Regions from separate parts of the Homo sapiens genome. Here all the other regions are linked to region 1. Evidence: chromatin contacts called from ENCODE Hi-C or POLR2A ChIA-PET data. All regions are on one chromosome and are shown on one strand. Each heading gives the region's core, a stretch centred on a gene start or an enhancer-like site at or near the end of the contact. The rest is flanking DNA. Distances are from core to core; before and after follow the strand shown.

What was found. Hi-C counts contacts between places; a loop is a spot of excess contacts on that map. ChIA-PET counts read pairs that join two places held with the same protein, here RNA polymerase II (POLR2A). Pooled maps may share reads with other maps.
Region 2: a map of naive thymus-derived CD4-positive, alpha-beta T cell shows a loop between it and region 1 (8-fold over the local background). The contact joins the promoter of FAM76A here to the promoter of SNHG12 in region 1. A Hi-C loop is called at or near these places in 1 of 168 maps with a recorded cell type or tissue (naive thymus-derived CD4-positive, alpha-beta T cell) and 7 of 50 pooled maps. POLR2A ChIA-PET finds 5 or more read pairs at or near these places in 4 of 52 experiments (CD4-positive, alpha-beta T cell, GM10248, K562 and 1 more).
Region 3: a pooled map shows a loop between it and region 1 (5-fold over the local background). The contact joins the promoter of THEMIS2 here to the promoter of SNHG12 in region 1. A Hi-C loop is called at or near these places in 2 of 37 single-sample maps with no recorded cell type and 5 of 50 pooled maps. POLR2A ChIA-PET finds 5 or more read pairs at or near these places in 1 of 52 experiments (CD4-positive, alpha-beta T cell).
Region 4: a loop to region 1 is called in a pooled map, with 3 times the contacts of the local background. The contact joins the enhancer-like site here to the promoter of SNHG12 in region 1. A Hi-C loop is called at or near these places in 1 of 50 pooled maps. POLR2A ChIA-PET finds 5 or more read pairs at or near these places in 2 of 52 experiments (K562 and activated CD4-positive, alpha-beta T cell).
Region 5: POLR2A ChIA-PET joins it to region 1 with 13 read pairs in BJ. The contact joins the enhancer-like site here to the promoter of SNHG12 in region 1. POLR2A ChIA-PET finds 5 or more read pairs at or near these places in 4 of 52 experiments (BJ, Caco-2, HEK293 and 1 more).

What each region holds. Positions count from the first base shown.
Region 1 is chr1:28,581,666-28,584,417 of GRCh38, reverse strand. SNHG12 (small nucleolar RNA host gene 12) reads left to right here and starts at 1,435. Exons shown (of 6, transcript NR_146382.1): 1 at 1,435-2,328. RefSeq lists an enhancer at 2,268-2,752.
Region 2 is chr1:27,724,633-27,727,384 of GRCh38, reverse strand. FAM76A (family with sequence similarity 76 member A) reads right to left here and starts at 1,424. Exons shown (of 9, transcript NM_152660.3): 1 at 1,224-1,424. The coding sequence starts at 1,304. RefSeq lists silencers at 900-1,599, 1,438-2,080.
Region 3 is chr1:27,871,181-27,873,932 of GRCh38, reverse strand. THEMIS2 (thymocyte selection associated family member 2) reads right to left here and starts at 1,389. Exons shown (of 6, transcript NM_001105556.3): 1 at 1,268-1,389. The coding sequence starts at 1,361. RefSeq lists a silencer at 1,272-1,541.
Region 4 is chr1:29,201,665-29,204,416 of GRCh38, reverse strand. MECR (mitochondrial trans-2-enoyl-CoA reductase) reads left to right here. Exons shown (of 10, transcript NM_016011.5): 5 at 1,184-1,286; 6 at 2,372-2,474. Among named protein-coding and RNA genes, the nearest start is that of SRSF4, 21 kb to the right of the region's middle. RefSeq lists a silencer at 1,296-1,385. Within about 2 kb of position 1,381, at least 7 of the 41 ENCODE cell types and tissues checked have a DNase peak (open chromatin) inside an H3K27ac peak, as active enhancers do.
Region 5 is chr1:27,969,263-27,972,014 of GRCh38, reverse strand. It overlaps EYA3 (EYA transcriptional coactivator and phosphatase 3), which reads left to right. Exons shown (of 18, transcript NM_001990.4): 18 at 1-1,671. Among named protein-coding and RNA genes, the nearest start is that of XKR8, 11 kb to the right of the region's middle. Within about 2 kb of position 1,419, at least 7 of the 41 ENCODE cell types and tissues checked have a DNase peak (open chromatin) inside an H3K27ac peak, as active enhancers do.

The sequences.
Region 1 (2,752 bases), core at 186-2,685:
AGTGCAGTGGCATGATCTTGGCTCACTGCAACCTCTGCCTCCCAGGTTCGAGCGATTCTTATGCCTTAGCCTCCCAAGTAGCTGGGACTGTAGATGAGTGTCACCATGCCTGGGTAATTTTTTTTTTTTGTATTTTTAGTAGAGATGGGGTTTTGTCATGTTGGCCAGGCTGGTCTCTAGTTCCTGATGTCAGGTAATCCACCTGCCTTGGCCTCCCGAATTGGTGGGAGCTACTGCGCCTGGGAGATATACATTTTTTCTTAATGGTTTTTTGACAGCTTTATTGAGGCATAATTGACACAGAATAAACTGCACAAGCCTGGGCGAAAAAGCGAGACTTCATCTCCAAAAAAAAAAAAAAAAGTTTAATAATTTTACTTTTTTTCTTTTTTTTTTGAGACGGAGTCTCGCTCTTGTCGCCCAGGCTGGAGTGTAATGGCTCCATCTTAGCTCACTTCAACCTCCGCTTCCCAGGTTCAAACGATTCTCCTGCCTCAGCCTCCCAAGTAGCTGGGATTACAGGCGCCTGCCACCACGCCCAGCTAATTTTTGTATTTTTAGTAGAAACGGGTTTTCACCATGTTGGCTAGGCTGGACTTGAAATCCTGACCTCAGGTTATCTGCCCCCTCGGACTCCCAAAGTGCTGGAATTACAGGTGGGAGCCACCGCGCCCAGCATAATTATTAAGCTTTTAAAGCGTAAACAAACGGCCGGGCGCGGTGGCTCGTGCCTGTAATCCCAGCACTTTGGGAGGCCGAGGCGGGTGGATCACGAGGTCAGGAAATCGAGACCATCCTGCCCAACATGGGGAAACCCTGTCTCTACTAAAAATACAAAAAATTAGCCGGGCGTGGTGGCGGGCGCCTGTAATCCCAGCTACTTGGGAGGCTGAGGCAGGAGAATGGCGTGAACCCGGGAGCGGGAGCTTGCAGTGAGCTGAGATGGCGCCACTGCACTCCAGCCTGGGCGACAGAGCAGCTCCGTCTCAAGAAAAAAAAAAAAAAGCATAAACTACAAAAAAAAAAATTGACTCTTAGACTTCATAAAAATTAAAAAACTTTTAGCAGGCTGGCTGGCGTGTGGAGACCAGACTGTCGGGAGCAACAGCAGGATCTGGGAGATAAGAGACTATTGCTATCATCTGGGTCAACGATTAGGGTAACATCAGTGGAAGGGGTAAGAAACAGTCAGATTATTGATACATTTTAAAGGTAGAGCACACAGGAGTTGCTGATGGCTTGGACATGTGATGTTAGAGAAAGAGAGGAGTCCAGGACCACAGGCATGCGCCCCCACGACCTGCTAAAGTAGTACTTACTTTTTATTTTATTTTATTTTTTTGAGACAGAGTCTCGTTCTGTTGCCCAGGCTAGAGTGCAGTGACGCGATCTCGGCTCTCTGCAAGCTCCGCCTCCCGGGTTCACGCCATTCTCCTGCCTCAGCCTCCCGGGTAGCTGGGACTACAGGCGCCCGCGACCACGCCCGGCTAATTTTTTTTTGTATTTTTTTTTAGTAGAGACCGGGTTTCGCCGTGTTAGCCAGGATGGTCTCGATCTCCTGACCTCGTGATCCACCCGCCTTGGCCTCCCAAAGTGCTGGGATTACAGGCGTGAGTAACCGCACCCGGCAGTAGTACCTACTTTTTAAAGTGTAAGCAAGGAAAGTTGGCCCGCACCTGTAGTCCCATCTACCTGGGAGGCTGAGGTGGAAGAATTGCTTGAGCCCAGTTGGTCGAGGCTGCAATGAGCCTTGATCACGCCACTGCACTCCAGCCTGGGCAACAGAACAAGACCCTGTCTCAAACAAAAAAGTGTATGTAAGAATAAAAATTAATAGATTAGGCACAGGATGGGTGTTTAATTCTCGGCAATCACCACTAAGTTTTCATACTGAGGCTTATTCATTCCATGGGCAAAACATTGCGCTATGTGTGGTGCCTGGGGTGGGCTCCAAATTCCAGTCCTCTCCTCGCTTGCGATAGCTGTGTGATCCATTCCTAAGTTTCCTTATTTGTCCACAGAGCGTACACAGGGTTTTTATGAAAACTAGATCAGATAATCAGACACAGTTAAAATAGCACGCGCTCAGTAAAATTACATATTAGTGGAAGAGACAAGCCTTGAATAAATCGCCTTTCGGGGAGTATGACCCCCTCCCCGAAACCCACTCAGGCGCTGCTCGCTCGCACGCCCACTGAGCTCGGAGCGGAGCCCGAGCCCTTTCCCAGCACACAGGGTTCATTTCCAGACTGAAAGACATCCCAGAGACAACTCCAGAGGCCAAGGCGGGTCGGCTTCCTGCGTGGGCCCAGCGCCGGGCACTGAAAGGTGAAGGCGCTTCTTCCGCTCGGAGGAAAGCCTCTGGCGGTTCTCGCTTCGCGGGCTCGGGATGGACACGCGCGTAGGGCTGGGGAGGTGACGCGCGGACAACGCCGGGGCGAGCAAACTACAACTCCCAGGCAGCTGTGCGCCACGCGGGCGGCCTACTGTCGGGTGTGGCCGCGAGGGGCGGCCTATATAAGCTCTTGCTCGCGGCTTCAGCGCCCTTTCTCCCCGCCGCATTCCCGGTGTCGACTTACTAGCTGCAAGCCTCTGCCTGCCTTCCTGCGCGCCGTTCCCCGCTAGTCGCTGCTGCTGGCGCGCACTCGCCGGGTTTTTCCTCCCACGGCCTCGAGATGGTGGTGAATGTGGCACGGAGGAGCCGGGCCTTCCAACCCGGTGGGCCCGAGCTCCGAAAGGCCCCCTCGGCAGT
Region 2 (2,752 bases), core at 175-2,674, 860 kb after region 1:
CATAGCTACTATGCTTGAGTGAGTCACTTAAACTTTCTGGGCCTTATTTTTCTCCTCTGTAATACTGGCATCACTTCCCTACTGTTGATGTGGGAGTTAAGTAAGAACTTATATGGATTATATGGAACTAGCCATAAATTGTAAAACAAACATATATATGAACAAGTCCCAGACTGGGAATCAGAAGCCCTGAATTCCAGGCCTGGTTCTTCTGCCACTGTGTGATTTTGCGGTTTACTTGTGAAATGAAAGTGCTGGATTAAAATTATTATTTATATATACATAACTTCCTTAAAATCATATATACATATTTTGAGGCCAAAAAGGGCACTCAAGCACTTGCATTCCCCCAGACCTGGTATATAAAAACTGGCAAATGGAAAGTCATGACCATCTGAGGCAAAAGTGACAATTATGAGTTATCCAAATCAGAGACACAAACTGGATTATTGGATAACCTCAACATTATTCTTCAGCCAGTTTGGTGACTTTTTAACTGTTGCCTCACAGCACCTCTAGTCACTTAAAAAGTAAAAGTGGGATAAAGCAACTTAAAAGAAAAAGAGAAGTTGGACCTTCAGGAGCAAAAACTGATCAGCAGCTAGTCAGGGAAGACCGAAGACCACCAACTGGATGCTGAGAAGTGATCCCTCGGATCTGTGAGCCTGACTGTGGGGCTTTTTTAAAACATAAAGCCTTGCTGCCTCCGATTCTGAGACTGGCCGAAAAGTGAGATGCTTAAAAAAAAAAAAAAAATCAAGCCTTGCTACCTCCGATTCTGAAACTGGTCGAAAAGTGCCCGTGAGGAGCCCGAGTTCGACACATTCCTCCAAGGCAGCACCCAACTTTGGAGTTCAGTCCCAGGAGGGGCAGGAGGTCCCCACCAGGGAGACCGCGGCGGCGGGGGAGGCAGCGCAAAGGGATCCCGAAGGCGACCAGTCAGGGCAAGCAGGGGACCCGCTGTCCCTCCCCCGACCTCACGGGGTCCGAGAACAATCCCCACGGTTGCTAAGCACCCGGACACGCCGGCCGCGGGAGCCTGGACCGGGTCCCGGCTCCCGCACGTGCCCCGCCGGCCCCCAGCGGGGTGGGTGCGGCTCCTCAGCCTGGCGGGCCTGCCACACCCTGCTCCGGGGACCCCGCCGGGCGTCCCCACAGAATCTGGAGCTCCGGGCCGCGCCTCCTGCGTCCCCAGTTCCCGGCCGCCGCCCCAGCCCGCGCACCTTGCACAGCTGCTGCCCCTGAGACAGCGCCTCGAAGGGGAAGCGCTGGTGGCACTTGGTGCAGGCGTAGAGCGCCGCCATGTCCGGCCCGGGCCGCGCTCACCGACCCGCCGGCCCGGCCCGCCGATTTATCTGACAGTCTGAGGCACAACCCGGCGGCGGCTGCAGGCTGCTGGCTGCGGCAGGCGGGCGGGCGCAGGCGGGTCGGGGCGGACCCGGGCGGGCTGGGGCGGGCACGGCGACTCTAGACGCCCGCTCACTGGTGGGCTTTGACGTCGATCAAGTGGGAAGGGGCGGAACACGGAGCTTTCGCCCACTCTGATTCGGTCTGGCCTGGAGTACGCCACTGTGACGCTCCAGGCCGCGATTATGTAAAGCGCAGTCACGCGGGGGCGCCACCTGGAGGGGACAGGCTCCCGGCCGGGACCTCGGAAGAGCTTAGGCTCCGCCCTACTTGCTCAGCGTTCCCGCCCTCGCTCCGCCTCTCCACGGCCTCAGGCGCATCTGCGCTTCTCGCGATACCTTCGGGGATTTGTGATGTTTTGGTTTCCATGGAGCTGCCCTCTGGGAGCACGAGGGGTACAATTGGAACGAAGGCGGCGCACAGTTAACTGGAACTCTGCAGCCGTCCAAGCCCAAAGAAGGTGGGGAGCTTGGGAAAGAAGTTCCTCATAATCGGAGCAGGAGGAGCCCGCCCAGCCTCGCTCAAAGGAGGAGACGAGACTCTGAGGGACAATTTAGAAGTGTGTCCTCAATTTAAGACACCTAAATAGGGAACTGTGGGGCTGTGGGCCTTAGGAGAGAAAAGGAGAGCCCCAGAGAGAGCACCCCTATGCTGCGGAAGAGGGACTAAAGAGATGGCAGTCCTTCCAGGAGGGATTGGACAGATATTCAGGCGTCCGGTGGCCTGCAGGCCCCCATCAGAGTGGGCTGCAATTGGCCCAGACCTGCTTCCTACTTTGTTTTCTCCGGTTTCACCCCCAGCTTCTCTCGCAAGCAACCACCTGGTGATTCCTGACGAGGCCTGACTTCCGGAAGGCAAGCCACGCCCTCCGGGCTCCCCTGCCTCTCTTTGGCTCCAGCTTGGCATGTATAGGAGCTGCCCAAGGAATGACAGACTTCTTGTTCTTGAGGTGTTGGCAAAGCTTCCTGCACTGCTGACCTATCCAAGTCCTGCCTTGTAGCTGCTCTTGGGCATAGGTTACTCTTGGCTCTGCCAACCACCCGTACAGGACTAATTGCAGTTTTACCTCAACGTGCGCTTTTTACAATTAAAAACTGACTTAATGGCTTCTATTTCCCTGCCTCAACAAAAAAAATTTACTCTCTCTGAACCCAAATCTGGCTGCTTCCTTGTAGGATCCCCCAAAGATGTGCATTAATCATTAGGATCAGAAAGCAAAGTTTCCAAATCACTGTTCCACAACTAACTACATGACCTTGGATCTATCACTGAACTTCTCACGGCCTCGTTTTTCTCAATTGTACAATGAGGTCATTGTGAGAATCAAAACCAGTACATGAGTCGG
Region 3 (2,752 bases), core at 140-2,639, 710 kb after region 1:
ATGGCCATCTGTCCTCCGCACTCACCCCATCCGCACACCCACACCCTGTCAGGGCCTTCTCTAGTCACCATCACTCTGACTTCCACCATTTCCACCATCCCGCGTCAGGCAGGATGAGGAAACAGGTGTTGTAACACCAGCAGGCAAAGGGTGCTGGGAGGACGAAGACGCTTGGTCCTGGGCTGGGGGAAGAGCAAACAGATCCCAGGCGCCTTCCTGCAGAAAGCCCCTGGAGGTAGAGTCAGAATTTGAACCCAGATCTGCCAGATTCCCAAGCAGACCTGGAGAGACCCACTGCGAGGTGGTGGCCCCCTGCGGGACCCTTCATGAGGGACCTCCTTGGTCTAGGACCCCACTTGGGACCTCAAACACTCTGCTGGAAGCTGCTGCGACAGAGCGTTTTTCTGCAGCCAGGGAACAGGATGGGGCAGGGCCTTCAAGCCTCAGTTCGCTCTCTAAGGAAGGAACCCGCACCCCCACACAGCATCTCTCTCCTCCACCTCCATCTCCCCTACTCGGTGGCCCACGGGTCCTCCCTGCCCACAGAGCAGCACTGGCCACCCATCCACTGTGCTGTCTTACCCTGCCCTCCACTGTCTGTTATTCCCTCACCGCTTGCTCCTTCAGGCAATGACTAGTGACTGTGCGCCTGCTGTGTGCCCATCCCTGTGAACCAGGCCGCTGCGGGCAGACGGCAGATGTACGGGGGCGTGCAAGGAGCAGAGAGCCAGGAAGGCTTCCGGGAGGAAGCGCCATTTAAGCTGAGAACTGAAGAGCTGATCAAATCAAGTACTGCCCATGGTCAAACAGAAGGCCAAGGTGGACGCAGGGACTGAAGGAAGGCAGTGTAGAGGAGGGCCGGGGGAGGAGTGGGAGGACACAGACGGGAAGACTGACCCTGCACTTCAGAATCAAGACGCAGCCACGACCACCAGCGGCCTAATGCTGCGTCCCGGCGCGGTCGGAGCTCTGTCCCATGCGCACCGCGGGGCCACCTAGGAGTGGCCCGGCTGCATCCACCTCCCGCGCCTCAACCCACTGACTTTTCATCACTACCCTGCGGGGCAGGTCAGCGGTCCCCGTTCCACGAAAGCAAAAGCCGAGGTCCAAAGAGGTTGAGTGCGGCCCCAAATCACACAGCTTGGCCAGTGGCAGTGTCGGGATTTGAACCCAGGGGCAGTTTCCCCGGATTGCTAACGTCTTCTCCGGGTCTCTGCCCCCGCCCCACACCAAGGGAGTGCTCGGAGGGGTTCCAGCCCCCGCTCACCCTCGAAGTAGACCCCCGAGCAGACCCGCAGCACGCGCGGGAGGGAGGCGGGGTCCAAGGCGCGCACGAAGTCCTGCAGCGGCACCGGCTCCATGGTCCCCGCGGCTCTCTGGGCTCAGACTGAGGGGCGGGCGGGCGGTCCCCGGGAGCCCTGCAGCCCCGCCCCGCCGATGCCCCGCCCCGCACGCCGAAGCCGCCCCGCCAGCCCGCGGGAGCCCTGCAGCCCCGCCCCGCCGAAGCCCCGCCCCCCGCCCCCTGCAGTACCCTATGGGGAAGGGGCGATGATGAAGATGAAGAAGTCCCAGACGCCCCCTCAGCAGTGCTCCCAGTTAGAAAAAGGGGACGCGGCCCGACTTGTTCTGCGTCTCATAGGAGGGACATGCCTCTGCCCTTTGGGTTTGAGGAGGGAGATGTAGTGTCAGGGCTCCCGAATGTCCCTCCAGGACACTCCATGGTCCTCTATCGGAAACCTCCTGGTGAAGGGGATCTCATTACCTCTCCAGAACTCCCATACTCTTTCGATAATTATTGTCTACGTTGGCCTCGAACTCCTGGACTCAAGTGATCCTCCCACCTCGGCCTCCCAAAGTGCTGGGATCACAGGTGTGATCCACCTGTGAGCCACCACGCCGGGCCTCACCAATTCTAGTTAAAAATTCTTCCTAAGGCTAAAGAGAAATCTGCTTAGAAGCCGGACCAACCACTTATCCTGACCCCACAGGCTCGGGATAAGCCTTTTCCATTTCCCTGTCCCTCAGGAGTCAGACCAACATAGGTTCAAATCCCAGGTCTCCTCTTGCTCGTTGTATGACGTTAGGCAAATCACTTTGATTGTGTGAACCTCAGTTTCTTACTCTCTAAAACAGGGAGAAGAGGGCCGGGCGCAATGGCTCACGCCTATAATCCCAGCACTTTGGGAGGCCGAGGCGGGTGGATCACCTGAGGTCAGGAGTTTGAGACCAGACTAACATGGTGAAAACCCGTTTCTACTAAAAATACAAAAAAACCTAGCCAGACGTGGTGGCACACACCTCTAATCCCAGCTACTCGGGAGGCTGAGGCAGGAGAATCGCTTGAACCTGGGAGGCAGAGGTTGCAGTGAGCCGAGATTGTACCATTGCACTCCAGCTTGGGCAACAAGAGCAAAACTCCGTCTCAAAAAACAAAAACAAAAACAAAAAAACAGGGAGAAGAGGCTGGGTGTGGCCTGTAATCCCAGCACTTTGGGAGACTGAGGCAGGAGGATCACTTGAGACCAGGAGTCCTAGACCACCCTGGGCAAACTAGCAAGACCCTGTCTCTTAAAAAAAAGAATAAAATAAAATAAGGCCAGGCGCGGTGGCTCACGCCTATAATCCTAGCACTTTGGGAGGGTGAGGCGGGCAGATCTCCTGAAGTCAGGAGTTCAAGACCAGCCTGGCCAATATGGCAAAACCCTGTCTCTACTAAAAATACAAAAAAATTACTGGGCACAATGACTCACGC
Region 4 (2,752 bases), core at 132-2,631, 620 kb before region 1:
GGGTGACAACCTGTACGTTGACCCCTGGTGAAGACGAGTGGGCATTCTTCTTCCAGGAAGTCCTCTATCTCTAGTTTCAGCCCGTTGTGTGACAGATCCCTGCTGCCTCTCAAAAACCAGATAGCATTTCAAATTCAACAAAGCACTTTCCCGGACACGATGCATTTGACTCTAATCGGGGGCACTTTTTTTTTTTAATAGAGGGAGTCTCGCTCTGTCACCCAGGCTGGAGTACAGTGGCGCGATCTCAGCTCACTGCAACCTCCACCTCCCGGGTTCAAGCGATTCTCCTGCCTCAGCCTCCCTAGTAGCTGGGATTATATTTTAAGGGAAGGAAACTGAAGTTCACAGAGGTCATGACTTGCCCTGTCTGTTTAGTTACAATCATTGGTGAAACTGAGACTCATGCCCAGATCTGTCTCATTCCAGAGCCCACATTTTTCCCAGCATGTCACACCGCCTTCCCCAATGGCCAGGTCCAAAGCTAAACCTGGGCTTTGCCACAGAACTGTAGGACCCTGTTTCAGGGGCTGCCAGTTTCTCCAGCGCAGCTGTAATCCCATTTCAAGGCAGTGCACCTTTATTAAACACTGCAGAGAGGAATAGGGCATGACCCTTCCCTCTCAAGAAGCTGCAAGCTGTTGATAGAAATGGACCTATATACAATGAAGTGTAAGATGGGGCAGACCGTGGTATGTGCATTAATACAGATGCCCACAGAGCACTGTGGGAGCACATAGAGGGAACAATCCAGGAAGGCTTCATGAAGGCTGCACTTGAGCTGCGCTTCAAAGGATCTACAGGATTTCAATAGGAAGGAAGAGAGAAGGAGGGAAACATTGCAAACCAAGGAAATAACCTAAGTAAAGACTTGAGGACATAAAAGTTGGGAGGATGACGAAGGCTATAAAATATTTTACATAGCAGGGCAGGGTCTAAATTATATCCAGTGTAGATGCTGAGTTGCCAAGTCCTGGGAGGCATCGTGAGTGTTGTGGAAGTTTAGGAGGCATTAGGAGAACAGTGAGAAACAGTGGAAGGTCTGAGAAGACTCAGCAGCCAGGTCCTGGGTCCCTGTTGAGCCTGAGGACTCCCTTGCCTACAGAAGGATCCCCGGCTGGGAGCCTTTGACCTATTGCAGATCTATACAGGGCTTGATTTGGTTCTCTTCCTGGCTCCACAGGGGATTCTGTCATCCAGAATGCATCCAACAGCGGAGTGGGGCAAGCAGTCATCCAGATCGCCGCAGCCCTGGGCCTAAGAACCATCAATGTGGTCCGAGACAGGTGCGTGGGGAAGGAGGCTTCATCCCAGACCATGTCTTGGGTCTTTCCCACCTCCCATCCCTGCGGTGCCCAGTTGTCCACCAGAGGGCGCCCTTGCATAAGCATAAACTGGCTTTAGGCATCGCTAACAGTTGGCGGCTGAAACAGATGAGTCAGTCCTAAGAAATGAAGTCCAGCTGGCTTTTGGCGATAGGATGAGTGAATCTGACATGTAAAGAGAGGGCAGGAAGGAGGTGGAGACTGCCCTTACTGAATAGCTAAGACTTTCTGAGACTCTTGGCTTGTGATAACCTCATGTTTTCAAAACCCCAGTTGATATTTGGGAATGATTTGAGCTGTATTATTCTTTCTGTGAACTGTCTAACCCAAGGCCCCTTTACCCTTGCTTTTGTGTGGTACTTGGAAGTGCGCTAAATACAGACGTGAAGGAGACAGGGGCAGGTTTGTCATCTGTCTTTTACAGATGAGGAAACTGAAGTTTCAGGGAGCAGCTTGCCCTGGAAGACACAGCAAGTCAGTAATAGACTCGGTTTCCTCACTTACTCTCTTTCCATCATATCGTCCAGTTTCTCTAGGCCTCACTGTCCATGAATGTGGCTGTGGCTGTCATGGAAGCCCACTCTTAGTATAATCGACACCAGCTTCAGTTCCTCAGTTGTACTCGCAAAAATAATTCCATTTGCCTTAACCAAAGAGACCCAGAGCCACTCCTGGTCTAGACTGTGTATGTCCAACACTCTGAAGAACCACTTGAAAAGAGGGGGGAAGTGGAGTTTGTCCTTTCAGTAGAAGAAATCAGGAAGTTAAGTGACTTCTCCCTGGGCACAGATGGCTTCTAACACTATTGAGCTGTCAGGGCCTGTGAAAACCACCCAGTCTCACTCTGTTGCCAGTGAGGAGACAGCCAAGAGCTATTGAAGCTGCATGAAATTAGGTGGCTGGTCCCTGCTCAAGCCTGGCTTAAACCTAATCCCAGCTTCCTGCAAAAAGAAGCACGGGTTCTCCCAGCTGTGGCAGAGAGGTCCTGGGGGGCTTTGGTGGAAAAAGCTGGCAGATGTGACCAGGGACCTATGTTTGGTTTCCAGACCTGATATCCAGAAGCTGAGTGACAGACTGAAGAGTCTGGGGGCTGAGCATGTCATCACAGAAGAGGAGCTAAGAAGGCCCGAAATGAAAAACTTCTTTAAGGTACCTAGGAAGAGGGACATTGCCCCTCCAGTCCACGCACATCTCCCTGAAGAAAGTTGACATGCATTAGAGAAACTGGGGACTGGCCCCATTGTTCCTCTCTGGAAACCTCCCTTTGCCTCTTGGTTGGTTAAAGCCCATTCCCCCTAGCCAGGCGGCAGGCAGCACGCATTAAGTGCCCAGATGCTGGGAGGGAGGCATGAGAAACAGAGTTTAGGAAACCCAGTATGACTTGCAGTTTAAACGTTTGTGGTGGGCCGCATCAGCCCACATGTGTG
Region 5 (2,752 bases), core at 170-2,669, 610 kb after region 1:
TTACTCTGACTTCCTAGCTTAGCTCTTTCCAAAAGGAACTTGAACTTGGCCAAGAGAGGTAAGGAGGCTGAGCAGAGCAGTCTTTGCTCATTCCTGGTTGTTGCCACCCTCATTTAAATGGAAGAGAGAAAACAGGAGCTTCTTGGCTGTTTGCCAAAATGAATTGTCCAGGGAACACAGTGCTCTCTGTAATTACCCTGCCTTTTTCTCCACCCCAACACAAAAATCTGGAAAGGAAAATAAGTGGGTAGGATTAAGAGCTGTTAGAAGCTGAGGACCAAAGGACACTGTGGGTCCATTCATCAAGGGGGAGACCCTCTTCATTAGAGTCCTCATGAAATTAGCCAAATGATGAGTCCTTCCCTAGCTGGGCATGGTGGGTTCTCTTTTTTTTTTTTTTTTTTTTTTTGTTGTTGTTGTTGAGATGGAGTCTCGCTCTGTCACCCAGGCTGGAGTACAGTGGCATGATCTCGGCTCACTGCAACCTCCGCCTCCCAGGTTCAAGCGATTCTCCTACCTCAGCCTCCTGATTAGCTGAGATTACAGGCGCCCACCACCACGCCTGGCTAATTTTTGTATTTTTAGTAGAGATGGGGTTTCACCATGTTGACCAGGCTGTTCTCAAACTCCTGACCTCAGGTGATCTGCTCACCTTGGCCTCCCAAAGTGCTGGGATTACAGGCATGAGCCACCATGCCTGGCCAGGCACTGTGGGTTCTACAGGATGGGTCTGTAATGTCACGGTGAGGGCTCTCTCTAGTAGTAGATCTGGAGTGAGGTGTGTCTTGGGTTGAGGAGGTGGCTTGACTTTCGAATGTAAAACTGACTGTGCCTTAGCATCACCCTGTCCAGTGCCCCTGGGGCAGCTGGTAGTGTCCAGAAGAATGGACACCTGCTCCAGATTTAGATGCCCATCTGGGCTTTTGTTTGATTTGCGGCGTTCCTGTCTTCTGTAAAGCTAGTGAGTTGTCCCAAGAGACTGATGCCACAGCTTGTTCGCAGTTTACACAAACTCAGCTTTAAAATTCCAAATAGAATCTGACTTGCAAACTCTAGCTGCAGCATGTGGAGCTTCTAGATGTTTACTACCTTGAATGGTTGTCAGTGTCACTGAACCACAGGGGAGAGGAGTATGGGGTAGAGCAATGGTCTGGGCCAAGGAATGGTGAGCTTAGGGTCTTCCTCTGACTCCTTACTCCTCAAGGAGGCAGTTAGGGTCCCTCTTAAGCAGGCTTCTATTTCTTACCACTAAATTGGTTTCCTTTTTCATCCAGAAGTTAGAACTCCCCAGATATTCACACTATAGGATCTGAATTCCGAGATTCTAAAATATCTTAAACCACAAGAGAGAAAATCTAGTTCTGCCTCAGCCCCAGTCAGCAGGCCATCTGTCCCTTCCTCTCCTCTGAGTCAGACAGCTCTGGCAAGCAAGGCTCCTTGGCTAGTTCCTAATGCACTGACAGGAGCCCTCCCATTAAGGACGACTTCTACTCAAAATGCGACTCTCCCTCTGAACTTCAGATGCCTCTGTTAGCAGGAAAAGGCATTGATTGGATTGGATATATTTATGTGACTGCGGGCATTTGTGGCTGTAGAATCCGTGACCGTAATGTTATATGTAATGGGAACTATCTTATAAACTTGAAAAAAATAAAGTTTTTATTTTCTATAGTTTGCTCCTGTGTCTTTTCTGAATAGGATCAGCACAGTTGCCCAGCTGTGTGGGGTCCTAATTATGGCTTCATAAAAATTCTAAGAGTTCATTAGAAAGATGTCACCCTTTCAGTAACTGGGTCATTTCACCAAAAAAGTAAGAACAAACCATTTGGTATAAATATACATGGGAAAATATTTTAAAATAATTTGTATGGGAGAATGTATTGTTTCTAAAATATATTGCTTTTAAAGTTTAGAACTGGAGTGAGAAAAGATTTCATTCACTTCCAAATATGCTGAAATTTATTAAGGAGAGAAATCAGTACCTTGCTGCACTGCACTTAAACCACAAAAGCGATAAAACTGACAAACTGATACCAAACCTCATTTGATTTGCCCTGATTTCCTGTCACATCAACTACTTTTTCTCATTTCATTTCTCTGATTTGGGTCTGGCTGTATCCCTCTGGTCTGGAAAACAGTCACAAAGCCTTTCTGCCTTTTAGTCCAATGAAGGAAATCAGAATTGGGTTCTAGCTTCCAAGTACCATACATGTCAGACTATAAGATGTATTTTTCCAAAAATTCCCCAGAAAAGAGGAAGTTGCCTATTCTAGTTATTAAATGTTTTCCTCATTAGGTGCACATTAGTTGAAGCAAACGCGTTAGCTGCTATATCCCTACTCAGTTATAAATACAAATATTAGAGGCATTGATTTCAAGCACAGAGTAGATAAACATCTCCATCTCTTCCTGCAATTTCAGGTGTGTGTGTATGTTTACATGTATTCAATTAGAAGAATGGTCTTTGTTCTAAGATTGGTACATCCTTTTATGAGATGATGAAAATAAATGGTGGTAGTTTTTTGTTTTGTTTTGTTTTGTTTTGTTTGAGGCGGGGTTTTGCTTTTGTTGCCCAGGCTGGAGTGCAATGGCACGATCTTGGCTCACCGCAACCTCCGCCTCCCGGGTTCAAGCAATTCTCCTGCCTCAGCCGCCCAAGTAGCTGGGATTACAGGCATGCGCCACCACGCCTGGCTAATTTTGTATTTTTAGTAGAGATGGGGTTTCTCCATGTTGGTCAGGCTGGTCGCGA